Regions from separate parts of the Homo sapiens genome. Here regions 1 and 2 are each linked to region 3. A link is a contact called in ENCODE Hi-C or POLR2A ChIA-PET data. All regions are on one chromosome and are shown on one strand. Each heading gives the region's core, a stretch centred on a gene start or an enhancer-like site at or near the end of the contact. The rest is flanking DNA. Distances are from core to core; before and after follow the strand shown.

Region 1 (4,241 bases), core at 494-2,993, 230 kb after region 3:
TAATAAAAATAATAAAAAGATGAAAATAGAGAAAGTCTCATAGGCCTTTCTGAGCACACAAAATGGTTAATTTCTGTAGAGTCAGTGTGAGCCATTTATTAATTATTTTTTTCCAGTAATTCAAGGTAGTGGTCAACTACCACTCTTCATAATAACAGCTGCTGCTTTCTGAGTGCTTAAAACATGCTGGGCCCTGTGCATTATTTTATCTAAATATTGCCACTACCCTTTAAAGTGGGTACTATTACCAGAAGCTGAGAGGCCCTTGCTGGTCTGAGAAAAACAAATTAGTGCTAGAAACACAGGTGATTAATTTCTGTTATTTCTAATTTCCTATATTATAACAATGTTCTTGATAAGAATTTGTTGAAATTGGGTAAAAAGTCTAGTGGTTCGAGGTCGGGTTGGGGGGGCGGTTGGGGGAAGGGGGTGGTTCTGAGGCCAGACTCACTTCGTGTCTTGGGAAGGTACCACCTCTGGAAGCCTCATATTCCTGCTCTCAGGAATGGGCACAGCGGTGGTACCTACCTCAAGGGGCTGTTGGGGAAAGTATGGCAGGTAATTCTTTTAAGGGGCTTAGGACAGGGCCTGGCACACAAGATTTGCTTATTCTATGTCAGCTATTATTCATTATAAACTACTTTAAACTCTTAGCCAGGTGGAGCCACTAGGGATTTCTGAGCAGGCGGGAGCAGCGGGGAGGGGGGCGGCGAGATAAATGAGGGCCTCCAGGTCCCAGCTGGAGTAAGACCCCCACTTTATTTCCTCTTCCTAACCACCCAGCTCCTGGGGCATACAAAGGGCTCAAAATACATATTCTCTGCATGCACAGTATCTAGACCCTCTGGCATCCTCCTCTTCCCCCACTCCCCCATGCCTCACTCTGTCACCTGGCCTCGCTGTGGGCTCAGGGGCGCAAACCCTGCACGTGCACTGCCCTGCAGCCGGCGTTACACAATCCGCATTTCTAAGGCAGCCGTGAAACCTGTGTCGCTGTAGGCGGGGGACCGCAAGTTGCCGGCGGGTACCTGGCTGGACAGCATCCTGATTCAAGTGTTTCGACACGGAAGGGGCGCAAGGGCACGGGAGCCGGGGCAGGCTGGGGAAAGGGAAGCTGAAAGGCTGCTGGGGGAGGGGAGTAGCGGAGCGAGATCTTGGGGACGGCGCGGAGGCGGCGCGTGACACGGAGCAAGATGCTATCTGGGTGGGCGAGCTGCAGTCCTTCTCCAGGAAATGGGGGAAACAGGGCTGCAGGACCCCAAAATCCTCTCGGCACTGCGAGGGGCGCCTAAGGGCTGCTGCGGGCGCAGGGGGTGGGGAGGCGAAGTAGAAAGAGGGTGCAGGTCCCGACCCGTCCTCACTCTGTCCCCCGGCTTCAAGAGGCTGGCTGGACCCAGGAAATGGGGCGCCGGGTTTCGGGCATCTCAAACCTATCCAGGCAGCGGGAGGTGGGGGCAGCGCCCGCGCGGGGAGCGGAGTGGAAAGGCAAGTGCAGATCGCCGACTCTTTCCACTCGATGCGCCGCTGCAGGGAGACACTGGGGGAGAGGTCACGGGGCCATCAGGGCGCCCCATCCCCCTAGGAGCGCACCACCGCCCGCCCGCCCGCCTCCGCTCACCTGACCAGCCTCAACCGCCTGGGTCCCGCCGCCGGGCCCGGACCCCGGCCCTCGGTCTCTAGCCCCGGGCTGGGACCTGCCGCCGGGCTCCTACCCGCGCCGCTCCCAGCTCCGGCGCCCAGCCCAGCTGGACTCCTTAAAGGCGCAGCGTGCCGGTTCGCGTCCTCCGACAGAAAAGCCGCCCCGCCCCGACCCGGCGCCGCGCGCTGTCCCCCAGCGGCCGCGCTCTGTTTGGGGGCTCCGGGGCGCTTATCCCCAGTTCCTCCGCGCGCTGCCTCACAGCGTTAAACCCGGAGGGTACAGTTAGCGTCTCGCACAACCCAACGCCGGCAACTGTCTCCTAGCACCCGAAAGCCACGGCGAGAGCAGGATCGCCTACAGAGGTACCGGGGGCGGAGCCCGAGCGCCCGGTCCCGCCCCCGCCCCCGCCCCCGCCCCCGCCCCGCCCCGCCCCGGAACGCACACGGTGGCGGGGCGCGGGGAGGGCCTCTGAGCCCGCAGAGCCACACACAGTTCCACATCCCCGGCCCGAATTCTTCCCGGCACTGTTTCACTTACTGAGCACCTACTGTGTGCCTGGCGCGGCTGGGCATTAAACCCGCCAAAGTGACTCAGGCAGGATCTCTGGATCTCTGCCCCGAAGGGCATCAGAGAGAAAGGGACAGGCAGGGGTTCTCAGGCAGCAAAGCAACACTGCTTGACATCGGTTGTCTCACGTAATCCTATGAGGTAGGCACTGGGGTCGACTTCTTTTCTCAGAAGACACCGAGGCTCAGGGAGGTGAGGGGCTTGCCCTGGATAGTCCAGGAAATGGGAGAAATGGGGGCGCAGGAGCCCCCAAATCCTCTGGACACTGCGAGGGCTCCACCCCAAGGAACACCGTAGGCGCTCATGCTCCCGCCCTGGCTCTCGGGTGTTTGGAGACAGTTGCCGGCGTCGGGTTGTGCGGGACGTCAGACTGTAAGGACTGAACTGGGAATTCCAACCGAGGATCGTCTGACTCCAAAGCTATACGGGAGAAATGGGCACCTGGAAAGGCCTTCGGCCACCTCTGGTTAAACCCCTGCTATGGTCGTTTCTTTCTTTTAGGGACAGTTAAACCCCAGCTTGGCCTGGCTACTCTTCCGTGTTTTCCATGTCTCAGTTTAGCTGCCACTTCCTCCAGGAAGCCTTCAGTAAGACCCCTTTGGGCTCACACTGCACTGTGGGCTTCTTTCATCAAAACATGTATTCGTTCATTTAACAGATATTTACTACACCTGTTAGGGGCCTTAGTGGCACCCAGATCTTCCTGCTGCACTGAGTGCTTGGCCTGCCACTCCAGACGTCAAGGGGCCAGGGCTCAGCAAGACTCTCTTGGCCGTTTAAATCCCCCACAAAGGCAGCCTTTGGGCCTCAGCCTGCCAAGGCCTCCACGCTGGTGGAGCCTGGCTGAGTGGTGCAGGTCCTGGGTTTTAAGAATAGGACACAGTCAAGAAGTCCCGGAGAAGTGGCAAAGGGGCATCTCTGAAGCCACTAGTGATCCCCATGCCTGTAAACCCTGCTCTGCAGGGCAGCTGGAATTCATCCGGAGTTTGGGACAGTCCCCCTGGCTTGGGCTGGAGCATTTTCCTTTAAATTGTTGGCTGCCTTATCACTTAGACTTCAATGGCTGCATGTGATTCACTTCAGGGAATGGCCCCCGAGTTTCAGTGGCAATTTATTCACCAAACAGCGGGTTGCTCAGTCCCACCTCTCTGGCTTTATCTCTCCTTACGGCTGAAGCAGAACCTTTCCAAGCCAGCAGTCCACCAACATCCCCAGAGCAGGTCCACAGAGATAGCACAAAATGTGGGGATTAAATGTCCTTCAGTCACTACTGGCCACCTATTGGATTAGCATCTTGGACTCAGGAACATTCACCAAAACAGGAGTCCAGGGGGTGAATAAATAGACAATGAAATTGATGAATGACTTCCTGGAAGGCCCCAGCCTAGAAGCCATCAATACACCTGGTATAAAGTTTAAAACAATTGCTCCTTAGTCTTTTAATTTTCCCTCTCCAAAACCTTAAAAATGGGTAGTTCATCAGTTTGGTGGGTTTTTTATTTAACTCACAGCCTGTGACCCTGGGCGTCTCCAAGGGCCTGGAATTTCTATATCCCGAGGGTTTTTTTCCCTCAGAGTTTTATATTTAGAAACACCTTTTTGAGCCCCATGTGGGAGTCACATTCTGGGTGACTTATCTCCACTGGATGGCTGACAGGAGAGAAACCTTATTAGCTCCAGTTTTACAGTGAAGGAGGCAAGAGGAGATAAGGGAACTCACCTCCGGCCCCTCCCTGAGCCGGTGATACCCCTGAGTGCTGTCACTGAGGAATCCCACCTAGGTGGGAGACCAGGGAGCAGTCCCAGGGGCCTGGTACTTTCCAGATGGCACCTTTAGTCATCCCAAATAGAAACTCCTTATCAGTGGACAGGTCTCACCCTAGCATTAAGAAAGAGTTTTGAAACCTTTCCTCTGCCAGCAGTTGCAGCAGAACACTCCAGGATTCACTCTGCCATGAAGCCTGTACATGTCTCCTGGATGCAGCAGCACAGCTATCAGAGCTGAAGGATGCCATTATTTAATGCGCACTTACTA
Region 2 (3,875 bases), core at 417-2,916, 160 kb before region 3:
ATCTATTTACCCGCTAGATTTGAAAGTCCCTGAATGATTTCCTCCCCAGCCTCAGCAAACTGGTAAATATACTGTCCTCCCCTTCCCTGGGAACCATGCCGCCACCTCCTTCACTCCCACCTTCAGAATGGCCTGGGCTGAAACTCCTGAAAAAGTTAGAGTTGACATTTCTCCCCTGGGGAAGTCCAGGGGCAGAAGGTGAGTGTAGAGGAGGAGTGGGGACTAGACTGGCTGCAGCCAAAAAGGGCATTTGAAGACAGGCAGAGTGACCTTTGGAGGCAGGAAAGGGCACAGTTTTCCTGCTCTCCAAGGCCTCCTAATGGGGCTTTTATTTCCATCTGTCCTTGGCCTTCCCCAAGCTGGGTTCAAGGTTTGAATGCCCAGGGCTGCTTCAAACAGGTGTACAGGTTGGGCACTGCACAAAGGCAACAAGAGAACGGGTTAGTGGGACATCCGGCCCACCCTCTACCAGTGGAGCCATGTGCCCAGGTGCTGGCTGGGTCTCCCCAGGAGGAGTGCTGCTCCGTCATTCCACAGCGTCATCCCTCACAGCCCTGGAACCGCCTCTTCCAAGACTAAAACTTTCCCCATCCTGTCTTATGGCTGGAAGCCCAGCTTAGGAGGGAGAAGGAATCAAAGGAGAAAGAAAGGAAAAAAGATACCGGCTCAGCCGAGACTTCTTCCACGAAGCCTTCCCTGAGTGGATCTCAAATATCTATATGGGGTGAGGGGCTTAGATAAGTGGACAAGAACAGGGCAAGCTTGTCTCAGAACCGCATGTGCATTACCAGGCCTACAGGTTTTGCCAAGCCTGTAGGATTACCAGGGGTGGCTGGGAAGGTCAGAGAGATTAGAAGGGGGTCAAGTTCCTCAGGGACCCCATGACACCATCACTCTCCCCACTTCCCCGGACTAGGGCAAACCCCATCACACTCACAGAGCTCTCTGGTCTCTCCTCCACGCTGACCACTCTGTGATTTCATGTATAGTTCTGTGATTTATCCATGAGGGAAGGGAGGCCGTTTGATTTTTGGTTTACCATTGTGACATAGAAGGTGCTCCATTAATTAATTAAGGAAGGGAGGGCAGGAGAGAGGGAGGCTGATTTCCCAAAAGCTACCCTGAGTTGAAGGCCAACCTTATGGAAGGATCCATGCAGAACTTCAGGCTGGGGGGAAGGGACATAGACTGAATCCCTCAGTTTCCCCCACATGTCCCTCCTTCCCCTCCAATGTCTCTAAGGCTCTGATCCAAATTCTCACATTCCCCACCCTGCCTCCACCTCCCCACCACACACACATACACACATTTACACACACTTTCCACCTGCACAACTTCCTGGCCAAATGCAAAATCCCTCATGGCTTGTTCATCATTTATTCAACAAATGTTGACTGGGCATAGGGACCCAGGCACTGGAGATAGATGAGTGAATGGCACTTAGGCTCACCCTTGGGGTGCACAGCCCCATGGGAGAGAAATAAGCCATCCCCAGGGACAGAGCAGGTGCTGGGTACTATGATGAGGGAAGCAGATAGGACCTGGGGCACTGAAGGGGGACCCACGAGGCCGAGAGGTAAAAGACGAAGAAGGATTAATCAGGTCAGGAGGCGGGGAGAGGTTTCCAGCAGGCAACAGCATCTGCCAAGGCCTGGAGGTATGAGAGGCTGCGGCATGTCCCAGGAACTGAAAGAACTTCTTGGTTTTCCAGCCCTCTTCAGCCTCGTAGGGGCCCCCAGATTCCTGGTTCTGGGGTTAGGGACTGCCACAGATTTGGTTCGGTGGCACCTTAACTTCTCCCACCTATCCTGCACTTACCCTGCCATGCCATCCTCTCCTCTCAAAAAACAGCTATGTAAAGTTCTGGTACAGTGGCTCACGGCCTGTAATCCCAACAGTTTGGGAGGCCAAGGAGGGAGGATCACTTGAGCCCAGGAATTCAGGACCAGCCTGGGCAAAATAGTGAGACCCATCACTACAAAAAAAGAAAAATTAATTAGCTGGGCATGGTGGTGCACATGTAGTCCCAGCTACTCAGGAGGCTGAAGCAGGAGGATTCCTTGAGCCCAGGAGGTCAAGGCTGCAGTGAGCCATGGTAGCACCACTGCACTCCATCCTGGGTGACAGAATAAGATCTTGTCTCAAGGAAAAAAAAATCACAACTATGTTTCTGCCTCAGACTCTTTGATCAAGGAGAACATTCTTTTTTTCTCTCTTCTTTCTTTTGCTCACTATTCAAAATAGAGATAAGAGAGAAAGACAGAGACACAGAGACAAAGACACAAGAGGCAAAACACAAAGAGAAAATCCCCCAGAAACAGAATTGAAGAAACCCCAAACCTGTCCCCCTGACTTCACCCCCTGCCCCAACACCACCCTCCAGGTGCCCACCAGGGCCCTTCTTCACTCCCAGATGTTCTAAGACCTCAAGAGAGGAAGAGGTCACAGGGGGCCCAAGATGGGCACCTTCCCCCCATCCTCGGGCCTTGGGGCCAAATCTCATTTCCAAGGCAGTAGAGAGAAGGAAATTATTTTAATTCTTTTTAAATCCACTTTAATCTTAGTCCACCTCCTCCTAATCCAATCTTCCTCGTTCACGAATAAGAATAAAATATTCGCCTCAGAGGCCCTGAATGAGGGACCCTGGGCAAGATGGCCTCCCTCTCTGGGCTCCCACTCTGGGCTCCATGTCAAAGCAGAGAAGGTAGCTGTGCTGCCCACTGGTTTAGGGTAAAGTGAGGCAGGAGAGAAAAAGAGAGGGCAGCAACAGTCATTCTTCGGAGGGCCAATTCTACCCCAGGTGCAGAGCCAGGGCCTCATGTGTGCAGCATCACTGGCTTCTCTGAGCAGCCTGGCATGGGTAGTTTTCCCCATTTCACAGCCATGAAGGGCTCAGACAAGATAACACTGTGCAAAAGCAGGCTAGTGTTCAGATTCCTCCACATGCACCAAAAGCCAAGGCCTTACAGAAACCTTGCACAACACAGCCAACCTGGGCCTACCCCCCTTGAGCCTCACTCAGTCCTTCTCATCTGCAAAATGGGCACTTCCTGAAGATAAATAAGAATGCCTTCTAATAATTGAACTTCCATGGAATCCTCACCACAAACCCAGCCACAAAGGTATCGATGTCCCCATTTCACCAAAGCAGACGCTCGACTCAAAGAGGTTGAGTTCACGTCTCAAGATCACAGAGCCAACAAGTGCCAGAGCTGGGACTTGAACTTGGATACTTCTGGCTCCACAGCCCACGTTCTCATGGACTTGTTTTTCAAGCGTCAGGATTGAAGCTGTTCATCTTGTTTTTCAAGCATCAGGACTGAAGCTGTTCATGTCAAGCCAGAATAAATCTTCACCTTGTGCAAGGCAGAGTTAATAGTAGGTAGTGGCTCCACTCCCCTGGGAGTAGCACTGAAGAGGGGCCTAAAGTTCAGGAGAATTTAATTTCTATCTTGAAAGGGTTTGGAGGTGGTGCAAGAGGGGCCAAATCAAAAGCCGGTTTTCTCGCAGGCAGAAACCCAAAAACGCAGCTCCCTCCCTGGGCCCCAGGGATCGGCTTTCAGAACACTGTGTCTCCCAAACTAACATAAACAAGGGGCTTTGTGTAAGTAAGAGATCAGATCTCAGGGCCTGGGGCGGAGAGAAAGGCGAGGAGCTGGAACTTTCTTTTTCATCTAAAATCTAAGATGACAGAGGCTGCCACAGGGAAGCTGGAAGAGCCTGGCTTGGTCTAGGTGACATCCGGCTCCTCAGGAAGCTCAGGACGGGGCCTGAGGTGTCCCATAGGGATGATGTCACACCTAGAACCTGCAGGAGCTCAGCCAGAAATGGGGCAGTGTCTGTCCTTTTGAGGGACCATCCGGGGATTTTTCTCC
Region 3 (4,194 bases), core at 1,045-3,544:
CACCACTGCACTCCAGCCTGGTGACAGAGCAAGACTCTGTCTCAAAAAAAAAGAAAGTTTTTTTTTTAAATTGTGGTTCAAGCATCCCCTGGTTTCTCCGATTTCCCTTTATAAACATTTGCAGAGATTCCGGTGAAGTGCAAAGATGGATATGCCTTTCATATACAGAAAGTTCCCTTATTCTTTTGACATCTTTATAATTTTCTGTTTCATGACTGTGCCAGGTATTTCTAAATTCAGACCCTAACCCATGAATATTTAGGTTATTTCCATTTTTTGCTGTTATAAATATTATCATAGTTGACATGAATCATCTTATCACTCATTGTTTTTGTGACTGTGTTTGCAGATTCCTGAAATCAAAACTGATTTTCTTAACAGCTATGCTATGTTGTCATATTTATCTGTGTTTTAAGCCACTATATACATTTTTTCAAAGAGCCTCAAAATTCCTAAAATAGATATTTATATCTACATTCTAAATGGCAAAAGAATGAGAGAAAGAAAGAAAGAGAGAGAAAGAGAGAGGGAGGGCGAGGCACGGTAGCTCATGCCTATAATTCAAGCACTCTGGGAGGCCAAGGCAGGCATATCACTTGAGCACAGGAGTTTCAGACCAGCCTGGGCAACATAGGGAGACCTCGTCTGTACAAAAAATACAAATGTTAGCCAGGCATGGTGGCATGCCCCAGTAGTCCCAGCTACTTAGGAGGCTGAGGCAGGAGGATTGTTTGAGCCTGGGAGGTGGAGGTTGCAGTGAGCCAACATCATACCACTGCATTCCAGCCTGGGTGACAGATTGAGACCCTGTCTCAAAAAATACATATAAAACAAAAAAATTTTAAATAATTAAATGGCAAAAATAGTCTTGCTATGGTTTGGCTGTGTGCCCACACAAATCTCATTTTGAATTGCAGTTCCCATAATCCCCACATGTCATGGGAGGGACCAGGTGGAGATAATTCAATCAGAGGCAGTTACCCTCTTGCTGTTCTCATGATAGTGAGTGAGTTCTCACGAGATCTGATGGTTTTATAAGGGGCTTCCCCCTTTGCTCAGCATTCACTTCTTTCACCTGCCACCGTGATTGTAAGTTTCCTGAGGCCTCTCTAACCACGTGGAATTGTGAATTAATTAAATCTCTTTTCCTTATAAATTACCCAGTCTCAGGTATGTCTTCATGGCAGCATGAAAACAGAATAATAGTCTGCTTCAAGTTACTGTACATGTTCAACATTAATAAAATAACATTTCTGGCTGGGCACAGTGGCTCATGCCTGTAATCCCAGCATTTTGAGAGGCCAAGGCAGGTGGATCGCTTGAGCCCAGGAGACCAGCCTGGGCAACATGGCAAGACCCCTGTATCTACAAAAAAAAAAAAAAAAAAAGAAAAGAAAAAATTAGCCAGGAGTTGTGGCACGTGCCTGTGGTCCCAGCTACTTGGGAGGCTGAGGTGGGAGGATCACTTGAGCCCAGGAGGTGGAGGTTGCAGTGAGCCAAAATTGTGCCAATGCATTCCAGCCTGGGGGGGAGAGAGTGAGACCCTATCTTAAAATAAATTTAAAAAATCAAATAACATTTCTGTGTGGTTAATTTAAACTAGTCATTTATCTATTGGCATTGATTCAATTACTTTTAAAAAGGAATATACACACTATTATAATATAGTTCTTTTTCACACACACCCAGAGATAATGTGATGAAATCTTGCCTCCCTAAATATAAGAACAAAACATAAGACTGGTATAATCGTTCAGAGAGACATTAACACCAATGCTATAAGTCAGTTCTAATGTATTTAATAAAACGGCTTTCCTTTAGTCAAAAAAAATTTTTTAATCTAGTGAAGTAATCAGCATCGAAATGTTTGGGACACTGAGAAGTGTCTCTTTTGTGCCTGGAAATAGGTGTTTTATTCATCCTCTGGAAGTTTACAGTACAGTGTGTGGGCGAAGCTTTCTGGACAACCTGTCCCTCTGTCAGCTTTTTGCCTCTGCAAAGCCAAAATGTGGGTTCTGTGTCTGAGTATTGCAACCCACAAGAAACGTGGCTAAGGCCAGAAAACATAAGTGTGAATACTTTTGGAAGGCTGCGCATCTCATGAGTCACATGGGAGCAGCCCCGACCGTGGTTTGTGCACCTTCTGCCCTAGCAGCTGCCAGTCAAGCGAAGAGGCGACCTCTAGGGGTGAGCCTGGGCAACAAAATAGTCACCTTCCCCTGGGAAAGCGAATGTGGGGATCCACCTTTAGGAATTCCCTTTTCTAAAAAGCTACGCCTCTAAAGCTTTCAAAAATGAAATTCTATCAATAAGGTACCAGAAGTAACCAAATGGACCCATGTGTGTGCCTGCGTGTGTACGCATGCGTGCATGCCCATATAAACTGAGTATCAGTAGGAGCAGGAAACTAGTATCCGTGCTGGCCTCCTGGGAGGGGAACCGCATAAAGGAGATGGGGACAGCAGGGAAACTCACTTTCCCCTCCCCTCAACTTTTATTATGAAAAACTTTCAAACAGAAAAGTTGAGAGAATAGTGCAATAAATTCCCGCATACTCAGCGCCTAGATTTCATGTGGTTAGCATGTTTGTATTTGCTTTATCTCTATACTCGTTTGTCCGACTTCTCTTAGACTCACCTTTCACAGTAAAGTCTTTGGACCCTTTCAACTGTATACTGTGTGTATGTCATCTATCCAAATAAGTTTATTAATAATTAATAGTAACCACCTCTGAGAGGCGTTGTGAGGGAGGGTTAAATTAAATGAGGAGAAGGGCATAAAATACCTGGCGCAGCGCCAAGCACATTGCTCAAGAAATGCTGTGGTGGCTCTCAGATTTCCCTTCATTCATTCTTAGGTCCCACAGTAAACTCAGCACCTTTGATTTCATCTGAGTCTTTTCCCAAGCCAGCCCTCTTTCCCCAAGCCAGCCCTCTTTCCCCTTTTCCACCCCTCTCTCAACTTCTCTATGGCTCCCGGCAGGCGCAGAGTAAAAGGGATCATCACACCCTGCAGGAAAGCGGCAGGGCCTCCAGACAACACTTACAGGCAGACCACTGGGCTGGAGGAGGCCTAGGCGGCCATGACTCTTAACCCTTCCCTGGCTGCTCCTAGAAAATGGCTTCATGCCTACAAATAGCCACCCTTTCTCATGGCCTCTCTTGTAATAGGTTTGGCAATTTTCTGATGTCAGAAATACATAAGTACAAAATATTAAAATAATATAAAATAAGGCCGGGCACAGTGACTCACGCCTGTAATCCTAGAACTTTGGGAGGCCGAGGCAGGTGGATCACGAGGTCAGGAGTTCAAGACCAGCCTGGCCAAGATGGTGAAACCCCGTCTCTACTAAAAATACAAAAATTAGCCGGGCACGGTGGCAGATGCCTATAACCCCAGCTACTCGGGAGGCTGAGGCAGGAGAATAACTTGAACCCGGGCGGCACAGGTTTGACAGAGTGAGACTCTGTCTCAAAATAAATAAATAAATAAATAATATATATAAAATATAAAATGTAAGTATGTGGTAAAAACCAAGAAGAGATGCTAACTGTATCTCTAAATATATCATATAATATGTATGTGCAGTATAATATACATATATTAATATACTACACTACACATAATATGTGTTAACATATCTATGTTTCATCACATAATATAACATAAATATACAATATAATTCAATATGTGGTAAAAATTAAAAAAAAAAAAAGTAGAGATTCGGCCAGACGTGGTGGCTCACACCTGTAATCCCAGCCCTTTGGGAGGCTGAGACAGGTGGATCACCTGAGGTCGGGAGTTCAAGACCAGCCTGACCAACATGGTGAAACCCCGTCTCTACTAAAAATACAAAATTAGCCAGGTGTGGTAGCGGGTGCCTGTAATCCCAGCTACTCGGGAGGCTGAGGCAGTAGAATCGCTTGAACCCAGGAGGCAGAGGTTGCGGTGAGCCAAGGTCGCGCCATTGCACTCCAGCCTGGCCAATAAGAGTGAAATTCTGTCTCAAAAAAAAAAAAAAAAAAAAGGTAGAGATGCTATGCTATGTCTCTCTTTCTTGTTCTCTATACACATGTATATTCAACATACAGAACATGTATATAACACGTTACATATGTGTATATTATATTACATATGCTATCTATCACACATATGTATATGTATCATAGGAAAAAGCAACTCTTTTTACTCTAT

Evidence for each region. Hi-C counts contacts between places; a loop is a spot of excess contacts on that map. ChIA-PET counts read pairs that join two places held with the same protein, here RNA polymerase II (POLR2A). Pooled maps may share reads with other maps.
Region 1: a loop to region 3 is called in a pooled map, with 4 times the contacts of the local background. The contact joins the promoter of ABHD6 here to the enhancer-like site in region 3. A Hi-C loop is called at or near these places in 6 of 50 pooled maps. POLR2A ChIA-PET finds 5 or more read pairs at or near these places in 2 of 52 experiments (CD4-positive, alpha-beta T cell and activated naive CD4-positive, alpha-beta T cell).
Region 2: a pooled map of right cardiac atrium shows a loop between it and region 3 (2.1-fold over the local background). The contact joins two enhancer-like sites. A Hi-C loop is called at or near these places in 10 of 168 maps with a recorded cell type or tissue (CD4-positive, alpha-beta T cell, CD4-positive, alpha-beta memory T cell, CD8-positive, alpha-beta T cell and 5 more) and 18 of 50 pooled maps. POLR2A ChIA-PET finds 5 or more read pairs at or near these places in 4 of 52 experiments (AG04449, Caco-2, H1 and 1 more).

The regions. Positions count from the first base shown.
Region 1 is chr3:58,235,294-58,239,534 of GRCh38, reverse strand. It overlaps ABHD6 (abhydrolase domain containing 6, acylglycerol lipase), which reads right to left and starts at 1,743. Exons shown (of 10, transcript NM_001320126.2): 1 at 1,619-1,743. RefSeq lists silencers at 1,502-1,991, 2,002-2,171 and an enhancer at 1,393-2,332.
Region 2 is chr3:58,617,287-58,621,161 of GRCh38, reverse strand. The region is part of intron 2 of FAM3D-AS1 (FAM3D antisense RNA 1); the gene reads right to left. It also overlaps a transcript of FAM107A not described here. Among named protein-coding and RNA genes, the nearest start is that of FAM3D-AS1, 12 kb to the right of the region's middle. RefSeq lists a silencer at 3,740-3,875. Within about 2 kb of position 1,666, at least 2 of the 41 ENCODE cell types and tissues checked have a DNase peak (open chromatin) inside an H3K27ac peak, as active enhancers do.
Region 3 is chr3:58,461,844-58,466,037 of GRCh38, reverse strand. The region is part of intron 1 of LOC107986092 (a long non-coding RNA gene); the gene reads right to left. Among named protein-coding and RNA genes, the nearest start is that of KCTD6, 28 kb to the left of the region's middle. Within about 2 kb of position 2,294, at least 3 of the 41 ENCODE cell types and tissues checked have a DNase peak (open chromatin) inside an H3K27ac peak, as active enhancers do.